3 separate regions of the Mus musculus genome follow, and all the other regions are linked to region 1. Evidence: chromatin loops called from intact Hi-C (ENCODE). Cell type or tissue: heart. All regions are shown on one strand.

What was found. Peaks named below come from ENCODE experiments on the same cell type or tissue, not always from the same donor. Only the 100,000 strongest peaks of a DNase experiment are listed, where the experiment ranks them.
Region 2: it touches region 1 in a loop (2.4-fold over the local background); 3 of 42 quality-filtered maps call a loop at or near these places.
Region 3: a loop joins it to region 1, with 2.8 times the contacts of the local background. A loop is called at or near these places in 2 of 42 quality-filtered maps.

Annotation. Positions count from the first base shown.
Region 1 is chr3:84,151,014-84,159,013 of GRCm38, forward strand. It overlaps Mnd1 (meiotic nuclear divisions 1), which reads right to left and starts at 4,773. Exons shown (of 8, transcript NM_029797.3): 1 at 4,649-4,773. The coding sequence starts at 4,651. In heart, no CTCF peak of the experiment used is centred here; a DNase peak (open chromatin) is centred at 4,798; H3K4me3 peaks cover 1,476 bases; H3K27ac peaks cover 922 bases.
Region 2 is chr3:84,087,698-84,095,697 of GRCm38, forward strand. It overlaps Mnd1 (meiotic nuclear divisions 1), which reads right to left. Exons shown (of 8, transcript NM_029797.3): 7 at 5,858-5,902; 8 at 237-477. The coding sequence ends at 371. Among named protein-coding and RNA genes, the nearest start is that of Gm30458, 30 kb to the left of the region's middle. In heart, a CTCF peak has its summit at 3,437 (motif pointing right); no DNase peak of the experiment used is centred here.
Region 3 is chr3:83,837,240-83,845,239 of GRCm38, forward strand. It overlaps Tlr2 (toll-like receptor 2), which reads right to left and starts at 4,369. Exons shown (of 3, transcript NM_011905.3): 1 at 4,281-4,369; 2 at 3,650-3,897; 3 at 1-1,550. The coding sequence starts at 1,535. In heart, a CTCF peak has its summit at 4,160; DNase peaks (open chromatin) are centred at 2,402 and 4,282; H3K4me3 peaks cover 1,322 bases; H3K27ac peaks cover 888 bases.

The DNA.
Region 1 (8,000 bases):
TCACCAAAGCCTACCCTAGCATACATGGCCGCTCAAAAGGCTGCAAATCTGGAGCACAACGTACACCTTGCAGCACCTCAGCAGTGTCCTTTCCCAGCTCAGTCAGTGTGAGCCTCTCTCTCCCAGGCTGCTCGGCTGGCCTTTGGTTCTTCAGGCTGCTCCACTGGTCTTGCTCTTTCAGGCTCATCACAGAGTGACTCTCAGCAGTCTCTACTGCTTATATACTCTATGGGAGGGCCGTGCCTCGCTCAGTTTCAGGGACTTCCTAAAGCTCTTTTGGGTAGTTTACTTCCTGTCTCAATTCAATGAGCTTTCTCTCAGTATTGAGTGTTCCATGGCTCATTAGACCAGCGTTTGTCAAATGGCCCTTTCATCACAGGGGTTACCTAAGACCATCAGAAAGCATATCTTTACATGACTCGTAACAATAGCAAAATTACATTTATGAAGTAGCTATGAAAATCACTTGGTTAGGGGTCGCCACAATATGAGGAACTATATTAAAGGGTCACAGCATTGACTGGCAAGGCTGAGAGCCACTGCCTCAGACCATCTCCCACACTCTTCTGTTTCAAGTCCCTTTCCATATCCTATATCTTAAAGAGTTTTTCCAAGATGCAAAGTTTTAATCGTGGAGGAAACTGCTACTCAACAAATCACAAAAAAATAAACTGTTTATTAAGATGTAAGATAAAAGAAGATAAAGACTGATTCTGTCCAACCAAAAACTCGGTAAGAAAGCATCAGTCTCCAAAATGGCCCTTTCTTCTGGCAACACTAGAAGCTAACTCATCCCACAGCACCAAGATGGTTCTTGATGAGCGCGTGCATAAGGAGGCAGCCTCCACGCTCACATCTCCCACCCTCCCCTATCTGTCCCCCTGGGACACAGCCACTACTCAGCCCTTCCTCTCCTCAAATCTCTTCTTTGATCTCATCTTCTTTAGTTTTAATTAACACTTGCGATGAGCCCACAGATCTTTATATCTGGCCCTAAATATGCTCCTGAACTCCCATCTCATGTAGCTACCTGCCTGCTGGACAGACTTCAAACTCAACAGATCCAAACTGAATTCTTTCTCTCCTACACACACTCCAAACCTGCTATTCGACATCTCAGGTCTCAGATACGCTCTTTACTTATGCCAAAGACCTGGCAGCCATCCTAGGTGCCTTCATCTTTTTCCCAATTACCAAGTTCTGTCAACACTGGTTCCTAACTATTCTCTAATATGTCCTGCCTGGCCAACTCCATTACCTCTGCCTGGATTCAAGCCCTCATTGGCTATCACCTGCGACTGTCCTCAGCTGCCTAAACACACTTTTGTCTCATCCTCTAACAGAAGTGGACTGTGCAGCTCCTTAAAACCTCTGATGGTTCCAATCCTCATATCAAGCATCCTAATAGGATGTAGAAGGCCCTCTATCACCTGACCCCAACCTACTATTTAAAGTAGATCCCACCCCCAAATTTACCATAACAAGGTGAAAAACTATGTAATTTGGGTGATGGTGGTGATGATGATGATAAAATTATTCCTCTACCTAAAAAAATTTCTCCTCTGCACACTCAATACTCTGAAAGTTCCCCTGAAGCATAATTTGTGCATTCTCTCCACCAGCTTCCCTCTGCTGAGCTCACAGGCTGAGTGTGTGTTCCCAAGACACATTTGCATTGTATCATTTACTGCACTCTCTCAGCAGACTGAGAAAATTCAGAATATCCACTTTCCTTTGCCTTCTTAGGACTTAGCAAGCTGGTTAGATAGAGTTGACATAGAAGCCAGCCCTCAACTTCAGGACCACAACCAGTAAAACTGCCAACTCTAAGCTGCTCAAGCTTCAAAGCCCACAACACTCCTAATTATACAACCCAGGGTGAGTTAAGTAGCAGGAAAGCCCACGGCCATCATCTTGCTTGCAGAGAGAAAGCAAAATGCTCTCTCCAAGAGGGTACCCAGGCTCCAGGAAGCTCCGAAGAACTGCGGTCTAAACCTCAGGTTCAGAGCTAGAATCCACGAGGGTTCTATAAGCCTTCCCACACTGCTCTCTTACAGTAGCTGAGCCAATCATGAAGATCACACCCAGCAAGACTCCTCAGCTAAGCCTCCCTCACCAGTGAGAGCAAGCTACCATATATATACTCACCTAAGAATTTCAGAAAGGCTACTGCCTCGGGCACCCTGTGTAAACTACACTGCAGTGCTAGTGACGGACCTGGGTGTGTACATTTAAAAAGTATCCTCCACTGTTTAACTTGCTTTTCTCACTAGATTACCAAGGACATCAGGGGTTCTGTGAAAGAAATGGAAATCTCTTTAGGGTACAGTGCCTTTGCCCTAAATGGTTCCAGGGACTTGGGCCTGACAGGAGCAGTGAGGGAATGAAGGAAAAGCAGAGCAGAAAGCTGGGATTGGGTGGTCTGGGCTCTTGGATGGAAAACCTGCAGCACTGCAGCTCAGTACGTGCATTGTAAAGTTGAACAGAGAGGCAGGGTACTTCTTACAGTGGGGCCTTACATACAGATAAACATGGAGGCAGGGTTATTACATACATCTGAACACAGAGGCAGGTTTAACTAATCTTGGTAACCAAGGAGCAGTCTCTCTAGGGGAGTGAGTGGTCTTCAGGCCATAAACGTGCGCAAGGGAGCAAAGCTAGTGAACATTTTCCACACAGACTGTCAAAACTCGCACTCCTCTTCTGGGGGAAACATAGCCACCTCTCTAAGCCTGGAGCTGGGGGGGGGGGGGTGTCTCTGATGAGGCCATGCATGTCAACAACACAGGTTCACTGGGGTCTTCACTCATTCAAGGCTTGCTCAGCTCCCTACATTAGGACTTAATCATGTGGCTAAATCAGGAGAAAACAGAGCCCACATCTGGGGTGACAAATCCTAATATTTTGGTATTATAAACAGTTTCTGGAAAGTTCTTTACAATCCCCCAGAGGCAAGCAACAAGGAGACTCTAATGTCCCGGGGAGCTCAGTTTCGGAACGCTCTTACTACCACAATATAAACATCATATAAACGCAGCTGAATTGGAGCATGACTTCCAGCATGATTTATCCCTGTGCCTTTTAGGAGTTCTTACTAATCACAGTTGGAAACATCCAAGGTCAGATTTAAAACAACTAATGTAAAATGGACATCATACTGACATTAGAGACTTCAGCAAGAAAGAAAAAGAACGCCAGGCGGTGGTGGCACACGCCTTTAATCCCAGCACTAGGGAGGCAGAGGCAGGCGGATCTGAGTTCAAAGCCAGCCTGGTCTACAGAGTGAGTTCCAGGACAGCCAGAGCTATACAGAGAAACCCTGTCTCGAAAAAACCAAAAAAAAAAAAAAAAAAAAAAAAAGAAAAGAAAAAGAAAAGAAAAAGAAAAGAAAGTCCTCAAAACTGGGGAGGGGTATTTCCTTGTGGTAAAACACAGATGCCTTCAGATTATGAAGGAGACGCAAAGCCATCTGGGGATTACAGGCCTACGTTTGTAATTGTTTACCTGCCAAAGCAAGCCAAATCGAAATAGTAATTCACATTCGGAAAGAGGTCAAAAGTTTAACTTTGACCAGACTAACAGTGAACTTTTTCCTGCTCATATATAAAACTAATAGCAATACCTGCGTGAAGAGTTAAGAGCCATTAAATCCCTTTGGCAGTAGGCAACTGCCCTATAAAGAGGGTTAAATAAGAGGGTGAGGCCGGCACATCAATAATTCCTAGTTCCTTTTAGTCGGGTACTTAAATTCTACAAAGAGAAACATGATAACACCAAACACTGGTAACACTGTTGTTTTGAATCTGGTCCTGGGCTCCTTGGGCCATTGCATGCCCAGGTGGCCCGTCTGTTAGTTTAACCACAAAGAAGCCGTTATCAGTTATAATTACAGCTGGGCAATTTTTTTTTTTTCAAATAAATGCCCAACGACCTGATCCTTGTCCACCCTGTGTGACGACCAAAATTAACTAAATTAAGATATTAAAATCTGGGGTCACTCTAGCGACTCGTTGATACTCTGTCGCCAAAAGTGGAAAGAATGACACAAAACTTTGAAGGTAGTTGAAAAAAAAAAACGATCCAAAGGGCAGAGAGTCATTAAGTCCGAATAGACAACGGCGATTGGTAGTAAACCAGGATTGGCCCGCAGAGAGCAGGGTGGGGTGGGGGGTGGGGGAGGCTGGGGTGGGGGGTGGGGCGTCCTACCCTGCCCTTAAAGGCGGGGGTGCGGGGTGGGGTGGGGGTGTCACTGCCATGATCTAAAGGCGGAGTGATCTGGGCGGCTCCTGTTAGCATACTAAGTACAGTGGTGGGGTGCAGCTGAAAAAGGGGAGCGCCGTGCCAAGCAAGTAAAAGGCCCCGGGTTCTAATTCCAGGAGAACCGAAGGGCACTGAACACTTCAGTGGCCAACTCCGCAGCGCGTGCGCCCTGGGGTTCTCGGTCGGGAGCCGCGGATCGGTCCAACTTGCGGGGCTTCTGGATTCGGTTCTAGAACGCTCCGGTTCGGAACCAGGGCGGCGCAGGCCGCCATCAGGGCTCGGGCGCAGCAGTGGGCGCGGGGCCAACCTCACAAGGCCTGGCCAGGCACAACCCCTGCTGCCGCGGCCCCGAAGCCCAGAGGTGCGCGCGTCGGAGCCTCGCTCTTACCATGCTGCGCGAGGCGGCCTCCCTGTTTGAGTCTGGCGCCAACAACCGCGTGGGGTGGGAAGGACCGGAGGAAGTGCAGGGGAGATGCAACGACCCCTGGCGGCCCTGGTAGGACTGCGGGACCCGAGGGAGGAGCCGAGCCTGGGCGGGGCTTGAGAAGATGGGCAGGGCGGTGAGGGGCGCGGCCTGAAATAATGGGCAGGTCCAGTAGGGGAGGAGCCTGAGATGGGCAGGGCCGGACTGAGACCAGATGGACCAGTCTGGGTTGGGCAGCCTGTAGGCAGAAAGGAAAAGTTGGGGCCTGGCGTGGGAGCTGGAGCAGGGAAGGCTTCTGTTCCCTTCCCGTGCCTCTGGGGTTGCAGAGTTGCTTACTACTTAAGTGTTCAATGTAGCTTTTAGTTTTCTTTTTAAAAGGCAACTTTTGAGTCTTCGCTTTTAAGTGTGTTCTTTTAGCTTAAAAAAAAAAATATGGGGCTTTGGCTGCAAGAAACGAGTACATTTAGAAAAGAAATTCTTTTTCTATTTTATTTTATTTTTGTCTTATTTAATTTTATTATTTGGCTTTTTTGGGACAAGGTTTCTCCGTGTAGCCTTGGCTGCCCTGGAGCTCTCTCTGTAAACCAAGCTGGCCTCGAACTCAGTGATTTGCTTGCTGCTGCTCCCTAAATGCTGGGATTAAAGGCGAGCACCAACCTCTAGCCTTAAAAAGTCCTCTGATACAGAGCGGTGAGAGTGTACAGAGTAGTGCAGGTGTTCTGCATTACAAATGAAACGTAAATATTCTAGTGCTGCTGACTGTCAGACCTTAATAAAGAGTATGTGGGAGCTTTCTAAATTATTTCTTGCAACTACTAGTGAATCTGTCTCTCAAAGTTTCACTAAAACCTTTATTTTATAAGATAGGATAAACGTGATTAGCAAAAATCATCCAAAGCATTTACAAAGGAGAGCAATAGTCGGGGATGGGGGTGAGTATGTATCCAAACCTGCTTGCCATGCTCATACCCTGACAACAGGCATATAGCAGAGATGTTCCTGTCAATTATGTGACACAGAGTTTTCATCACATCCACTTTATTAACGCTTTTCTAGAGTTCTTAATTTGCTCTTTATCACAGTTACTTTTTTAAGTTTTTTTTTCAATCCTAGGTTTTCAGGACAGGGCTTCCTGACAGCAAGTCTCTCTCTCTCTCTCTCTCTCTCTCTCTCTCTCTCTCTCTCTCTCTCTCTCTCTCTCCCTTCCCCCTCCTCCTCTTCCTATGTTATTATTATTATTACAATAAAAATAAGTTTATCCAATCAAGTAACAACTATACAAATGCAAGCAATTTTAGTCATTTTCTTTTTGGTCAACCTATATTAGACCTGAAATCTTTACTGAAAGTTCCCAGGTGATGGTGAAGTGTGGTTGGTTGCTCATCTATGCACATAATTTATGTGTTTTAAAGACTGAGGTCAAAGCACAGAGTCAGTCAAATACTTGAGCAAAAAGTCAACCAATTAGAGCTTCTGTTGTACGGTGAACAGACCAGCTGAGAAGTAAAATGAGCTGTGTCAGTCCCTAGAGGCGTGTGGGCTTATGGAAAGAAACAATCTGAGTGCTGTGTGCTCAGCAGGGTGGGTTAGCCGGGGAACCTTGTCTCTAGAAGGCAAGCAGTTTGCTTTATAATCATCTCGCAAATACCTTTTAAATCCATGCTTTAAAGGAACTGGAATCATTCCTAGCTACTTAAAATACAAACTCTTATGAATGAGCCACAAACATCTTTCCCCAACCTTTCAGACTGTGAGCTCTGAGTCTTGTATGCCGTGGGAGGGAATAGCTGAACAGTTAACTACTTTAAAAGCAAGAGTTTCATCTGCAGAAGATGAGAGGTATCATCTTGTCAAAGATGGGGAACCTTCAGAGCTAACTAGCAGGCTACAATCTGGCAGTCTGTCATATTTCAGCCAAACAGGCCCCAGCCAGTTCTCAGACGGAGTGATGTTTCCTTTCTCTTCTCAGTGGTGTTCTTGTCCCCTATGTGGGTGGGTCTGATTTTGTTCCCGATCATTCTGACAGCTAGCATGCCCACACACTTACTCTTGTTTACCTGGTGTCCCCAATCCCCAGGATGTCACCTGTCAATGATGGCTTCCAACCACTCAGCAGCTGGTGGTGCTGGAAGAATGTTGCCATGCTAGTGGAACAGTGGCTGGGGGGACTGGGACCCCAGTGACTCCAGAGTCTACTAGGCTTCTCCCACTCTAGCTTCTAGCACCCCTAGTAGTCTAGAATCTCCTGGAAGCAAGATCCAGGGTCTCTTTGACTCTACTTCCCCAGGGCTGCGGTCACAAACACACCACCATGTCCAACACTTCATATACATTTTCGGGATGGAATTCAGGTCTTCACACCAACAAAGCAAGCCCTTTACTGAGCTGTAAGTGGTGGAGTGAATAGGTATGGCTCCCATCAACCCTGTGACTGAATGCTTGGCCCATAGGGAGTTGCACTATTTTGTGGATGTGGTCTTGTTGGAGGAAGTGTGTCACTATGGAGGTGGGCTTTGAAGTCTCATACATGTTCAAGCTACATCTAGTGTGACACATAGTCTTTTCCTGCTGCCTCCAGCTCAAGATGTAGAACTCTCAGCTTCTTCTCCAGCACTATGTCTGCCATGATGAGAGTGTACTATAAACCTCTGAAACTGTAAGCCAGACCCAGTTAAATATTTTCCTTCACAAGAATTGCCACTGAGCAGTGGTGGTACATGACTTTAATCCCAGTACTTGGGAGGTAGAGGCAGGTGGATTTCTGAGTTCGAGGCCAGCCTGGTCTATAGAGTGAGTTCCAGGACAGCCAGAGCTACACAGAGAAACCCTGTCTTGAAAAAAAACCCAAAAACTAAAAACAATACAAGAATTGCTGTGGTGGTGTTGTTACAATAGCAACCCTATTTAAGACACTGTTTCTCCAGGCCCCTTTCTACGAAAAAGGGGCCCAGTGTTTTCAATTCACACCAGACCCCATAGATCACGTAGCTGACGTTGTATTCATTTATCTCAAGCCCATAGAATAGGGAGTCGATGTTATTGTTGTTGGTTTAAGTGCTGGAATGAACTTAGGGCTTTTGCTATCCTCTAGCAAGTAGAATAATATCTGGGCATTCTTCTGGTCATGGTACATAATTGATTTCTCCAACAACAAAAATAACCAATTAAAGCTGAATCAGAAGTATAAAGGCAGGTAGGTTTATTGAGAGGCAGCTCTTGGGTAAGTTCACTGATCTCACAGGTGGAGATCAGGGAAGTCATGAGCCCAGCCTAAAGCCAGGGGATTTTTATGGATTTTTGAGTGTGGGGTGATGAC
Region 2 (8,000 bases), 63 kb before region 1:
GTGTGTGTGTGTGTGTGTGTGTGTGTGTGTGTCTGTCTGTCTGTCTGTCCTTGTGACAGGGCATTCAAATGTATCCAGTATTTAGTATCTGAATGAGACTGGAAACTCTATCATGTTGTCTTTGCTCTTGAAGAATCCCATGTACTCCTGACCTGACAGGATGGGGGGCTCTGTTTGCTCCACTCTGCTTTAATGAGTACTGTGGGATACACTTACCAAAAAGAGGAGAAGGACATCCTTATTGTATACTTTATTTAAAGCTTCAAAACGGTAAACAATTAGCAGATAGATGATAACTGGGTAACATTAGTTAGCTGTTTAAACCTTGACATATTCACAAGCTCCCAGATCCTTGTTTAGCACCAACATTTTAGTCTATGTAGTCAAAGTCTTCTGGAATTCCAAAGTTTTTATCAATTTTACTTTCTTCAAACCCAAATTTTCTTTTGGCCCAGGATTTTATTGCAAATATGTTATCTAAAAAAGAAAAATTGAAAAAAAAATTGAGAATTAAACACACAATCATACAACATCGTACTCTAATTATCCATGCTGACTCTCAGATATATTAAAATAAGAAGTGTTTTGCTCCTTAAGAGTGCTGAGGAAGAAGACTACAGACAGGGCAGCTTCCTGAGGCCGGGCTCGTTCCCTCAGCAATTTCAGCTGCTCTTGCTCTCAAAGGGAGAACTTTCTCTCCAGACCTCTGTCCTTCCAGTCGGAGTAATGGCTTCCAGACAAGCAGCCAGCCTGAGGGACCAGGCGAGAGGGGTGTAAAGGGTACTCCTCTTAAAATACCATAGAAAAAGTTGTGTCCTCAGCATCCTTACAGGCAATTTGTATTGTACTACTAAAAAGAGGGTTGCACCTAGTTAAAGGAATTTACCCCAACGGGGAAACCCCAAATTGTATAAAAAAATTTTGAGACAAGCATCTTCACCCCAGTGCAGTAACAAAAGGGGGGGGGGTCAATGCCTATGCCTCAAGCATCAGTGCTCGGCAGCAAGGGATGCAGGGCATTACCGATGTGCAAAGGCAGCTGCCCCACAGAGCAAGAATGACAGTCTTCCCCCAACCCCTCAATTCTATAGATTTCTCATATATTTCGTAATGTTTAGTTAAAATGCTTTCCACAAACATAAGAACAATGGCGCAGGTCTTCCAAGTCTGTCAGAGCATAGTGCATTAGTAGTAAAAATAAATAAAAGATTAAAGCAAGACCTTCCTAAGCGCTGTGGCCATGTCTTGTCATCCCTCCTTCTAGCCACCAACCACCTAGCATACAATGTTCTAGAGGCAGAATCTTTGAAAAAAGATGGTTGAATTAAAATGAAATCAATAAGGTAGACCCTAGCAAAATCTGATTGGTGTCTATAGTTAAGACACAAAGAGAGAGAGAGAGAGAGAGAGAGAGAGAGAGAGAGAGAGAGAGAGAGAGAGAGAGATCATAGGTTGGCAAAGGAAAGAAGATGGGAAGACTTAGGAGGAGGCAGCCATGTGCAAGGCAGAGTGGTCTCAAAGGACACAGGACCTCAGCCTTCAGATTGGTGAGAGTAGTCATTTCTGTTGTTAATCTGTAGTATCTAATCTGCAACCCTGAAAGTCAATACATGGAATTGAAGCTTTCTCTAATAAACTATTTCCATGGACTTGTTTCTGTGTATTAAATAAATATAAATTTGGAATTCAATTTTCTTTCTAGAGTAAATATTACTACCTCAAGTGGAACAAACAGTGCTGTATCCTAACTGGATAGAAAGGCACTGAACTGTATAGTCTTTGAGTCTGGTTAATAGTATGTATACACACACACACACACACACGTATATATGTGCATATATATATATTTCCTTAAAGAATCAATAGTGCTAACAAAATACCACTGTTTTTATAAGAATGCATTATAGAAAGCTAACAAGATTTTTGCAGTGAACTCCATCCACTTCATGCACTAAGATGCCTTTTGATTCCTAGCACAGAACAAAGAATCTACCACCTGAGTTTATTATGATGTAATTTGTTAAATAAGATGTAAAGTGTAGCAAAACTTTAGCAAGATAACAGCTCATCTATATTTAAAAGCTTGGGCAATCACTCATTCTATAAACTAAAATATTAAATTCTTAGACAATATTTTTTTAAAAAACATTACATATTTTGATTTCTGGTTGTGTTTTATGAGATTTCTGTGTGTGCAAATGTGTCTCTATGACTATGTGTTTGAAATTTTTCTTTGGCTTTTTCTTCTGTTTGTTTTGTCTTCTTCTGGTTTGTTTTTATTTTATCATTATTTTCTTAGATGTCTCTATGTGTCCTAATGAGAGAGAAAAAGAAAGGGTGTGGATTTTGGTGGGTGGGGAAGTAGGAAAGATTCTGGAAGGAGTTGGGAGGGAACCATAATCAGAATATATTGTATTCTTAAAAACCTATCGGTGGTCCACACCTTTAGTCTCAGCACTGGGAGGACAGAGGAAGGCGGATCTCTAAGTTCAAGGCTAGCCTGGTCTACAGAGTACAGACAGGACTACACAGAGAAACTAAAAAAACAAAATAAAACAATGTGTATTCATTATATTGTGGTGGTTTAAATAGGTATGGTCCCCACAGACTCGTGTGTTTGAATGCTTGGCCCATAGGGAATAGCACTTTTAGAAGGGGAAGCGTTGTTGGTGTGGGTGTGGCCTTACTGGAAGAAGTGTGTCACCGTGGGGGTAGGCTTTGAGGCCTCTTATATACTCAGGCTATGCCCAGTGTGGCACACAGTCTCCTTCTGTTGCCTGCAGATCGAGATGTAGAATTCTCAGCTCCTCCAGCACTATGTGTGCCCATGCTTCCCGCTGTGATGATAGTGGTCTAAACCTCTGAAACTGTAAGCCAGCCCCAAAGAAATGTTTTCCTTTATAAGAGTTGCCTTGGTCATGATATCTCTTCCCAGCAATGACACCCAAACTAAGATGGAAGTATGTGTGTGTGAATGTGCTTGCATGAGTTTATTTATACCACGTGCATGCAGGAGCCTTTGGGGGCCAGGGCAGTGTGTTGGATACTTTAGAACTGGTGGTGAACGCGGGTTTACGAATTTCCATGTGGGTGCTGGGAACTGAAATTGGGTCCTCAGCAGGAGAAATGAGTGCTCTTAACAACTGAGCCATCTTCTCTAGTCTGGAGGTTCTAGATATATTTCAAGGACACTGCTGTAAAAAGAAACCAGGCTTTAACTGATACCTAATATAATTTTTGCTATAAATACCACTTCGAAATCAGGGAGGTTTTTCTTTAGTATAATTCACTTTATCTTTTATCTTCATCTTTTCCTAACACATGTTTATGTGAAATGAGTAAGCTGCTACCTTCAATGGGAATGAAACAGTCACTAGCTCAAGCTAGCATGGGAAAGTCCATACAGTGTGAGATGACACTGACTTCTGCCCTTCCTTCCTCTGCCTCCAGAGGGCTGAGCTTGGAGGTACTCTTTACCCTGCGGTCTTATTTGGAACTGAGATCTATGCTGAGCAGCCTGCCAACTAGGCCACGTCCAGAGCATGGGAAAGACAGTTCTCAACAACTAATTCTGTTAGCACAGGATCACCCCTTCCAGTCCTCAGGAGACAGAGGAAGGCAGATCTCTGAGTTCAAAGCCAGTCTGGTCTACAAAGTTAAATCCAGGACAGCCAGATCTGCAAACAGAGAAGCCCTATCTCAAAATCAATAAAACCCAAAAACAATTTTTCTACCATCTTTCAAACTCTCAGGATGGTGTTGTTTTGTTGTTTTTGTTTTGTTTTATTTGCAGCTAACCATAAAGGAAAGAAGTTCTTCCCACAGTTTTTCTAATGATAATTTTGGAAGTTTATGATGAGTTGGAAAACTTACGGTTGCTTACTTAACAACTGGAACTTACACTGCATTGGGGAACGAGAGAGAGGGAAGCTCATTCTGAAATCCCATCTGAAGAGAGGAGCCGACAGGCTCTTACTCAGTCCCCCAAAGTGAGAGGCAGGCACTATTCACAGAGACCAGACAGGGCACAAGTTCAGAAAAGCTCAAAGGGTCAGGGAGCAAACGAGGCGTTGCGAGCGGCTACCCTCTGCCACACACACGCGCTGTCCTTCCCACCACTTGTGTGCTGCTCCTCACAAACTACTGGAGGAAAGTCATACACTTTCATTTACGTTATGTGTGGTAGGGGCAAAGTGAGCATGTGTGTGTGTGAGATGGTGCATGAGTGGAGGTCAGACTCAGCTCTCACCTTCTGTCATATGGGTCTAACTTAGATCCTGACCCATCTCAGCCCCCCCTCCCCCACCATCGTTTGTTTAATCCATGAGGCCCCTTGCTTCATTAGCACACTCAAAATTTAACATTTATCAGATTTATATACCATATTTGTTATCACTATTATTTTTCTTAGCTATTTGGGAAAGGTCTTATGTAGCCAGACTATCCTTGAACTCACTACATAGCCAAGACTGGTTTCCTTGCTCCAATTACTGAGTGCTGGGATTACAGACATGTGTCACCATACCTAATGACATATTTCTCACTTACACTTCACCTGATACAATGCTCTTTTTCTCTTCTCTTTTCTTCACTAAAGCACTATTTTGTTTAGGAAACAACTCATAATAAAATAAATATAAATAAAATAAACATGATAGGTGATAGACAGACAGACAGACTGATAATTAGAAGGCCAAAGGGTTATTAATATTTCCTACTTATTTTATTATAAAATGGATTATGGGAAATGAGGTCTAAGCATTCTGTGAAACACAGCCTGAACCAGCAGCAGGAAACTGGCACACATGCTTGCTCTCCGAGGCTAACCTGAGACTCAACAGCCTGTAAGTTCTTCCGTCTCTGCTCCAGCCCTAGACATACCCTGCCGTGGGAGCACAGTGATAGGACTAATACATGGGCAGCGTTAGATTGTCCCCAGGTGGAAACACTCAGTCACCATCATTTTATTATCAAATATTGGGAAACATCAGGGGTACTTTCTGGCAGGTTTAATCTTGTTAATCATACTTGTGTATAAACCATAACTATCATTATTTTCTCCTAAATAATGTCTTCTTTAGGATACACAGAATGCATTGTTGGGAGAAAAGACTTGACACAGGATGGAATCTCACTATCTAGTCCAGGCTGACCTTAAATTCAGGGTCTTCCTGCCTCAGCCTCCCAACCACTAAGCTGTGGGCAGGTGCCACCACACCTGGTGCCACAGTGCCCTATTAACTCCTACTTCTTAAATGTACACCAGAAAAAGCAAGCAGGCTTCCAGTGAAGACTCAGAAAGCTAGTCTAGTTCCTGTTGCCCAACACACTGTGGCTGTGCACTCCTTGGACCTTGACTGTTTCTTCACACTGAGGTGCAATGATCACACCTGCCTTGAGGATTACCACAGAGATAAGATGAGCGTACACCACAGACACTCATAACAGTAAAGCAGCAAAGAGCCCTTACAACACATTAGCACTTCTTACTTGCAGGCGACAAACCTTCAGGATTCCATGATACTCCCAAATGGATTCTAAATTCAAACCCATGAAGCTGTAGGCTGCAGATATAATCAACGGGAGGGTGTTTGCCTGCCACGTATGAAGTCTCACATTCAGTCCCCAGCACCAAAGAAAAGCAAAGCCACATGGAACTTCAGTTTCACCTCATTAGAGATGAAAGGGCAGTGATCAGGAGCTTAGCTTAGGCAAAGCCACACAGAAGTTGGACCTGGAGCTGCTGCTGGCCTCACAGAACAGAAATATACTTTTATAAAGGTGAATCATAATTCGTGTGAAGACACTGGCTTGTATGCCACGGCGGAGCCTTTGCTGTAGTCACTGTCCCACTTACCAGTCCATCGATTGGCGGCTTCTTTAGCTACTTTATTTGCTTCACCTGAAATAAAAAAGGATAAAATAATATGCATTTATTTATACAAATAAGACTATCTCCAACCCTCTACAGATATGAACCAATGTATTATAAATTTCACATGCATTAGAAATTACCATGAAAAAGATCAAATGGTACTCTAACACTGTCTTAAAAACCTCCTCAAATGCTCAAGAAAAGTTTGGGTTATTCAGCTACACTCAGTAAAGAACAGGAAGACAATGTGAACAGCCTCCCTGTTCTGAATCTCACCCCCACTGTACTGACTTCTTTAAAGCCCAGGCTTATTCGATACACTTTATTTGTCTGTTTGCTTGTTTACTGGGGGTAGCACAGCAGAGGTGTGGAAAGGTCGCCTTGGAGAGGCTGTGAGACCTGGTGGCAAACATTTTCATCCTCTAAGTCACCCTGCCAGCCTCTAAAGTACAGGTTTAAATGAGATGCTTCTGAGACAACGTACCTCATCAAATGACAAAAACAACTTAGTGGTAAGAGTTTTATGTATATATTCCTACACTATGATAAATCTAACTTTAAACATTTTTAGAGACAAGCGAGGCATGGTGTTTCACATAGAAAACAGAAACAAGGGGATCTCTTAAAGGTCACAACCAGACTGGTCTACATAGTGAGTCCTAAGAGACTTTGTCTACACAACAAATCAAAATAAACATTTTAGAGGCAAGAAAATAATCCCATAGGAGAAAACGTTTCATTTACTTTATACAGTAAATATCTAACCTTAGCTAGGCACATGGTTGTTACTTCATGCTGGAGGCTGAGACAGGAGGATCTCAGGTCTGAGACCAGCATGGACTACATGTAAGAATTTGTCCCAAAACAAAACCAAAAAATTTAGAGCAATGACTACGTGATTTGCTACTAAATGTATTTGTGCAAATATCTTCCAAGTCACCTTAGATAGAACCTAACAATGACATGACCAACTAGGCATAAATACTACTCACAATGATGACTTTTTTGTTTATTGCTTGGTTGGTTGGTTGCTTTTTTGAGACAGGATTTCTCAGTGTAACAGCCCTTGATATTCTGGGATTCACTTTCAAACAAAGATTTGCCTGCCTCTGCCTCCTGAGTACTGGGATTACAGGTATGCACCACCATGTCCCGCTGACATTTACTTTTTTAAAAAATTTATTTATTTTTATTTTATGTGTTGGTGTTTTGCCTACATGTATATCTGCGTAATGGTGACAGAGCTCCTGCAACTGGAGTTACAGACAGTTGTGAGCTGCTATGTGAGTGCTGGGAATTGAACCTAGGTCTCCTGGAAGAACTTAACTCTGAGTCATCTCTCTAGTTCTGATGTTTTTTTTTTTTTATTGAAAATAACATAAGAGTTATATATGACAGATTTCACCCTATCAAATCAGTGGATTGTATAATCATTACCACTATCTTAATTATAGAACATCTTACCAACAATAGGGCACTAGGTATACAAAGCAGACAACATCCCCCCTTTTCTGGCCCCCATCAACCACCCATTTGCTTTCCATCTTATGGCTTTACTCTGTGGAGATACTTAGTGTGAAGGAAACATGTATTCTCTTGAATTTGGCTTCTCTCCGTACACCTGTGTTTTCAGGGGTCATCAATACCCATCATTTTTTTATAGTAAAATGCATTTCACAATTCGCTTACCTATTTGCTGACAGACATTGGGCCATTTCCACTAATCCTAACGATACTGCATTGAACATACTTTTAATTCTCTTGGGTGTAAGAAATAGAATTGCTGACTTGCATAGTCTGTATTATTTTGAGGAAGGGATAATCTGAGATGGAGTCTTTCTTTGTTTCTTTGATACAGGGTCTTACCTTAAGTTCCTGGCTCATCTGGAACCTCACTATATAGGTCAGGCTGGCCTTAAACCTGACAATCTTCCTGCCTCTGCTCCCAAGTGATAGGATTCTAAGTGTGTGCCATCATACCAGACCTTTACTTTTTAAAGTAACTGTACCACTTTGTAATCCTACCAGCTACACAAGAGTTCCAATTTCTCCACATCCTTGCCAACACTTGTGATCTTAAAAACAAACCAAAACCAAAACCAAAACTGTAGCCATCTGGGGCTGG
Region 3 (8,000 bases), 310 kb before region 1:
CTTACTGCATTCTCTCTGATTTTCATGACCAGCAACACAGGGAACAACGAAGCATCTGGGAGTGTTTTCAGCTTATTTCTGGAAATATAGAGCTCTTGCAGCCGAGGCAAGAACAAAGAAAATGAGTCAAGATTGTTGTTACTAACATCCAACACCTCCAGCGTCTGAGGAATGCACGTTTTTACCACCCGGATCCCTGTACTGGACAAATTCAGGAAGCGCATCTTTTCTGGCCACTGACAGCTGTCGGGCATCGGATGAAAAGTGTTCCTGCTGATGTCAAGAGAGGTCAGGTTTTTCAGAGTCAGCAAAATCTCTCCTGTTTTTTGCATTGATCTCAAATGATTCTGGCTCAAAACTAAGGTTTGTAGAGAAGGCCAGGCTCCCTTACAGGCTGAGTTCTTCAAATATTCTTCAACCATCAGATTTTCGCTGAGGTCTAAGAATTCTAATGATTTTAAATGCTGGGAGAACGAGCAGGGAACCAGGAAGACCTTGCTGTTCTCTACTGTGATTCGCTTCACCTTCTCCAGGAGGGAATAGACAGTACTCAGGTCATAAAACAAATAGAACTGGGGGATATGCAACCTCCGGATAGTGACTGTTTCTACTTTACCCAGCTCGCTCACTACGTCTGACTCCGAGGGGTTGAAATCGCCGAGCCCATTGAGGGTACAGTCGTCGAACTCTACCTCCGACAGTTCCAAGATGTAACGCAACAGCTTCAGGAGCTCGTTAAAGCTTTCATCAGTGAGAACCGAGCCTCGGAATGCCAGCTTCTTCATCGGTGAGCTGACTTCATCTACGGGCAGTGGTGAAAACTGGAACCTGGCCAAGTTAGTATCTCTTAGTTCTAAATATCTCACAGAACTCAGAATATCTGCAAAAATCTCCAGCAGGAAAGCAGACTCGCTTAAGTGAAGAGTCAGGTGATGGATGTCGCGGATCGACTTTAGACTTTGGGACTGATAATTCCGGAGACTTAATGCCTTAATTTCAAGTTCATTGAGAGAAGTCAGCCCAGCAAAATCTATTCTCCTTATCTCACTGAAAGTCTCTACATTTCCTATCCTGAGGGTTTGTAAATTTGTGAGATTGGGAAAAAGCGATGTTACCCCCAGTGTCTGGTAAGGATTTCCCATTAAGTTTAAGTATTTCAAAGAGGAAAGGGGCCCGAACCAGGAGGAAGATAAACTAGATAGGTGATTATCAGACAAATCCAAATGTTCAAGACTGCCCAGAGAATAAAAGGCGTCTCCCTCTATTGTATTGATTCTGCTGGACTTCAACATCAGAACCTGGAGGTTCGCACACGCTCGGAGGTCACCATGGCCAATGTAGGTGATCTTGTTGAAAGACAGGTCAAGGCTTTTCATGGCTGCTGTGAGTCCGGAGGGAATAGAGGTGAAAGACCTGGAGCGGCCATCACACACCCCAGAAGCATCACATGACAGAGACTCCTGAGCAGAACAGCGTTTGCTGAAGAGGACTGTTATGGCCACCAAGATCCAGAAGAGCCAAAGAGCTCGTAGCATCCTCTGAGATTTGACCTTAAAACAAATGACGCTCATGTGAGTGAGTGTATCTGAGGACATATCATTATTATCACGCTTATTCACATTCTCTCTGTCTCTCTGTCTTTCTGTCTCTCTCCCTCATGCAAGGAATAAGTTACAGGCAAACACAATACATGAATGAAAATTAAAAATTAATTTTGTTATATACAGTAGCAATAGCAGATGAAGAAACGTAAAAACAATCATCTGAGAGGCAAAAACAACAACAACAACACAGGACTCAATAAATGTGGGTTGAACATAAACAGATGAATGAGAATGAACAAGTCAGTAGTTAAAGAAATGAACTAGATGTGGCCTATGGCTCTCTAGTGGCGGGCTCCTATCTTTAACGCTCACCAAGGATGTCTCTTACTCAACTCATTGCTCCCTTGGTCCGTGATCTCTCACTGGGCACGGAAACAGCCTACTCACTCTGCCTTGCTCCTACTACTACCAGACAAAAGGAATGTCTAGAGCCCTAGGCAGAGAGGCGTCAATAGTCTGCCAAATTGAGGGAGACATTCAGGCCCCCAGAACCTTCTCATTCTGCTGAGTTAAGTTCTCGGAAAGCTGTGTCCAATCCCAGATTGGCTACTTAGATGAATGAAAAGGAAATAAGGTAGTTTGCCTCACTTCCCCAGTATGCTTTCCTGGGAGAATCCAAGGCTCGTCTCCCAGGGCACCTTCTGGGCCCTATACCCTGTAGCTGTTCCATGCAACCACACGTGCTGTGGTCATATTTGCTCAGTGAAATAACGCAACAATTTCCCAAAATATGTTTTATGCTTCTGTAATGGTTGGGGGATGGCATACGTGCGCTACTACCCAAATGTGGAAGTTAGAGGACAATTTGAGGAAGCCAGTTCTCTCTTTCCACCATGTGGTTCTGGGGATTGAGCTCGGGTCATCAGGCCTGGTGGCAAGTGCCACTGTATGGTATAGGTATGAGTGTGTGAGTGTTTTGCCTGAATGTGCACATGTGGACCAAATGAAGACATGAGAGCCCCTATAACCATGTGGGTGTTGGGAACTGAGCCCAGGTCCTCTGAGAGATCAGCAAGTACTCCTTACTGCAGATCCACCTCTCCACCTCCCTCCCACAGCTTCTCTTGATAGCTGGTTGTACATTTTCCCCTTTAGTGCCCCTAAGGAATCTATCTCAGACACAGCAGGCGATGGGCCTGGGATGCAGCTTGTCTGTAGCACTTTGCTAGTATGCCATTGTGTTTGACCCCCAGGACTGAATAAACAGGGCACAGTTGTGGACACCTAGACTCAGGCAGGCGGAGGCAGGAAGTCAGTAGTTCAAAGACATCCACAATCACACGATGAGTTGCGGTCTCAGCATAAGGCCTGAGACCATCTCAAAAAAGCTAAGCCAGCCTATGATTGTAGGTTGTAGATGTTAATTCTTTCCTGACGCTACTAACTTGATCATTTAAGTGAAGTACCTTCTATTCAATATAATTAATATGTGGAGGCTTCCAATCGTTGCATTATGAACGTTCTGAATTGTTTCCCTATGTTAAGTGTTCTCCCTTAAGCTTCACTTCTTTAAATGGGAGGGTGATTTTTCATTGGGCACTTATCCCGTTAAATGTTAACTTATAAATTTAGAACAAACAAACAAACAAAAACTTGGTAGCTTAGAAACTTCCAAAACATACTGTCAATGCCTGGCAGTTTTTGTATTCACTAATTAAAGGTTTAAGGTGCAAGTGTTCTTTGCTTAGAACAGAAAAACAAAACAAAACAAAACAAAAACAAAACAAACAAAAAAACAAAAAAACAACAAAAAACTTCGAGTGTAGTGAAATAAGATATTTTCCAGTACTCATAATATTTCCCTTTTGGGGAGGAAAAGGGTCTCTCCGTCTGAGTCCAGCCACCTTACCTACCATTTGCTCTTTGCTGAAGAACTTTCTGTCAGATCAAAAGCCTCCAGGCAATCTGAGCGTTTTACACCCGAAATAATATTTCTCCTTTTTGAAACTAGAAAAGCCTTTTCCTGACATCTAAGATGTAAACACAAGGTTCTCGTTTATAGGACTGAAGAAGTCATAAGATACTTATTAAAAGACTCCACTCACGCTTTGTCTGAGGTTTCGGTAAGTTGTTTTCTGACCGGTGATGCAATTCGGATGCTCCAGAGATGAACGAAAAGCAGAGAAGTGAAGCCCCTACACTCAGAAACAAGATCCTGGTCAGAAGGAAACAGTCCGCACCTCCTTGAACGACATCTTTTCCACTTCTAGGTCGCAGAGACTGCCGTCCAACCTTCACCATCAGAAACTATGATTGCGGACACATCTCCTGCCAGTGACCGCCTGCCCGGAGCCTGGGGACAAGAGAGGGGTGGACTGGATGTAAGTTGGGACAGCGTCACCGTTCACCCTAGCTTCCCAGGGTTCAGAGACACTACAGACACTCCCTTCTGTGACCCCAGGGCCAGAAAGGCTGTAAAGACGCAGATCACACAGCCGCGGGCTCTGGGACAGTGGCTGCAGCTCTCCGGTGGCCCCCTCTTCCCTGGGTGTCCCTCTTCCTGCAGGGATCACAGCAGGAAACAAACATCTGGCCCCAAAGCTGATCCGCCCGGCTGGGGGCGCAGGTGCTTCACTTTGGAAACCAGGTCCCCGCACAGCACAGCGGCCGCCCCGGTCGATTCGACCCTGTCCGGGGAGGGGTGCAGCAACCCGGCAGCAGGACCGATCCACCTACCTAGGAGTCCTCCAGCCGCCGCTCCCCGTGCCCACTAGCCATCTGGGCACCAGCCTAGGAAGACTGAAGACCTGGAAGTGAGGGAAGGGGATGTCCCCAGGTCAGGGCCCCGAACTTCCCGGTCGCCAGCACCGCCCCCGGTGCGGCAAGCGCCGCCCACAGGGGTCTGCAAGGGGAACGGAGCCTGGCATCAGAGCTGGCAGGAGCCACAGGGCAGGCAAAACAGAACTGAAAGTCCAGAGGCTCCGTGTGGGAATTCCCCAGGTGTCCTAAAGAGAAAGCTGCCTCCCAGCTCGCCTTTTGGCTGAGTTGAGCTGCTGCAAGGATTCTGGAAGGAAGAGGATATTCTGAAGAGACGCACTCTCTTTGGTTATTGGAATGCTCCAGCTAGGAAACGTTAAAAAATTACAGCCCTGTGCCAGTCACAGGGAGTTTTTATCAGTTCACCATGAGGAAAACACTGGAGGCCTGGACAATGATGGCTGAATGACTCGGGGGGATAGCACACCTTGACCAAAACTGCCTACTTATGGATTCTTTCTGTATTATCTAAATCTAAACCTGTGGTGACAGGATGCTGAACTTAGGATGGGGGCGTCGTACACCCTCATTATTTAGTTGTCTTCCTGATGTGGCTACACTGAATAGCTACTTTTCTGCTGTCTACTGATAATCATTTAAATACCCTATCGAGGCCCAAAAGGATAGGCTAGACAGCCAGGGCTGCCAAGACCCAGGTCCTAACTCTAACTACTCTAATCTCAGAATCTCACTTCTCCCTCAAACACATCTTTTGAACTCTTTTGCTATCTCTCCATCCTCAGAGGTTGCAACTTGGGCTCAGGAATATTTTCTCTTTCTCCTCCTTTTCAACACTTTGTCCCCCTGCCCTTATGTCTCTGGGATCCATTTCTGCTCAGCATCTGATAACAGAGTCTACCAGCCTCCATGCAGACCTGAATGGCAGCATTGTGCTTGGGATATGAATGGATAAGGATGGCACAGATATGTTTCTCTTTCCTTGGCCCCCAGAACAGCCCCCCTTCTAAGCATGGGGAAGATTCGGGGCCCCCACTTCTATCTATGGCTTTGAAGCTAAGTACTTCCCTTTCTCTATCCCATAGCTGCATCGCAGAGTGATTCTGAAAACAGCGTAGATTGGTTTGCTTCATGGTGGAGATGTGGCTCCATATTCCAGTTGTAAGGGGAAACCCCCTACTTTAAAACAAGTTAATCACCTGCCTCGGGTGCCTGTGATCCCATTTGACCTCGGCAAGGCGAGATTGGATGCAGAGCAAGCAACCTTACCCCCATTTTCACAAGAAAATGTCCTGTGAATCAGAAATAGCAGCTGAGATTTGAAGTCAGAATTTTTCCCTTAAACCCAGGGGGTCTCTTCCCCTCAGCTCCACATCCCTTGTCCTTATAGGTTGTCAACCTTCCTAACCCTGCAACCCTTCAGTACGGTTCCTCATGTTGTGATGACTCCCAACCATAAAATTATTTTTGTTGGTACTTTATAATTGTAATTTTCCTACTGTTAAGAATAGTAATGAAAATATATATGCAACCACCATGGGGTCTCAACCCACGGGTTGAGAACCACTGCCCTATAGAGAAGTTCTCTCTCTCTCTCTCTCTCTCTCTCTCTCTCTCTCTCTCTCTCTCTCTCTGAAAGCTACATTCCTTAAACCTGCTGAAACCAACCGAAAACAAGAGAGAAGCAAATTTCCTCCCATACACATGTCCCTGGCAGCCATGCAAGGCAAGGAGACTCAAAGAAGGGCCAGTGTGTTGGTGCGTCAAAAACCTCTTCACGAGCAAGAGTTTACAGTTCCAGGAGGTTTGCTTCCAGGGAAGAAAATGCAGCCATAGGCCTCTGAGCTCTAGCATGGGTTGGCATTTCCCTGTGAGCTTCATCTCTGAAAGAGCCAGAGGCAATGCTCTTCCTCTTTGGCTGATCCAGTGTTGTATAGATAAGAAGACTCAGACAAAGCCCCTGCTATCTTTGCTGTCACAAACACTGTGAGTTTGGATTCCAAAGTGACTTCCTGTGGACTATCATTTTCTGACCCCTTAGCCCTTCAAATATCAGTGAAACTAGATCAATAAGCACCAATTCAAGCTTGAGAGTGAACTTCTGTGCTCTGCAAAGTCTGGTTTTACAGGTTCCCATGTGACTGTGCAGCTTCAGCGGCTCGGGCTCTACAGCAGATGCCTGCCTTCCTTCCTCCGGATTTCTCAAACACTGAGCAAAAACTCCTTTGAGCTTCTTTTCCCTAACACTGGAAGCTGCTCTTCTCTACGCTGACTTCTCGAATTGGCCGTCCAGGGTTAACTGAGTTTATTGCTCTGTGATCCTAAAAGCAAAGCTGAGCAAAAGCCGTTGATTTCTGCCTGCTGTGGGGACTCACATGGAATCCCACGATTGGGGAGGCCAAGGAAGAAGGATTTCATGGAGTAATTAGGCCAGCCCGGGCTACATGAGATGCTGTCAAAAAAAAAAAAAATTACGTATCCACAAATTCCTCCGGGCAGCACATCTGTGCAGTGCAGGCAATTCTACAGTGATGCTCAACTTGATTACTAACTGCTCTGATAGGTGTCAGCCACCAACAAAACAGTCCTCAGGTATCTCTCTGGGGCCACCTCCAGAGAGGATTAATGTTTCCTTTCATTTCGTGGTTGGCATGAAAATTTTCACTTTGTAAATTGGGAAGGATTTCAAAACATCGGTGATTAACACTGACTATTTTATATGTTCACCCAAATGACAGTTCTACATGCGCTCCAGGCTTCTGGGCTCCTCTCTGGCATTCAGAAGCGTCTGTCTTTTAACTGAGACACAGATCCCATAGAATCCAGTCGGATCTCAGTTGTTGTTTTGCTTTTGTTCAAGTTCTGGTGTTGGGGACCAAACCAGGACCTCCTGAATGCTAGACACATGCTCTGCTGCAGTTAAGACCCCAACAGTAATATTTTTATTTTCCCCTTTTAGGGAACTTATATTCTGGGAATATAAAGTTTAGGAAAATAGAAAAATAAAGAGAAAGTGGGAAGGAATGAAAGGAGAAAGAGAAGGAGATGTAGAACTGGGGAGAGGGAGGAGAGAGGAGAGAAGGATGGAGGTAGGTAGGAAGGGAGAGGCAGAGGGGGAGAGGAGGGGAAGGAGAGACCTTGATTTTCTTGTACTAGAAGAGCCAATCCATAGATGATGAATGAGGTGGACTTCTTTAAGTTGGAACCAAACACAGAAAACTCCCAAAGACAAGGCAAATAGTTTTCATTCGTTGTATCCTTTTAGGGGGAAAAAAGAGGTGCTTACAGATGCACCCATTTGTGCGTGACTGGATGGAAATGCCCAGGGCATGGTGTTAGCTCTTCTGTGTGAAAATACCTCAGATGCAATGGCATCCACTCAGCACTCCTGAGTCATGCGCTCCCTCCCCCTTTCAGAGCTTAACTGGGCACTGATGAATGAAGTGTAGACACCAGAACCCACTGCTTCCAGACGCAGGAACTGCAAGGAGCGGAGCTGAACAGTGTCTCTTGACGTAACAGACTTAGTGACCCGGCAGCTGGCCCCTTTCAAGAGGACCCAGAAAAAGTGGACCAATTGATATCAGTACCTGTCATAACACCAAGCAGAAAAATATGAAAAGAAGGCAGAGTTTTACCATATTCTAAGTTCCTTGGAGTACCTAAGGATATACTGAAGTA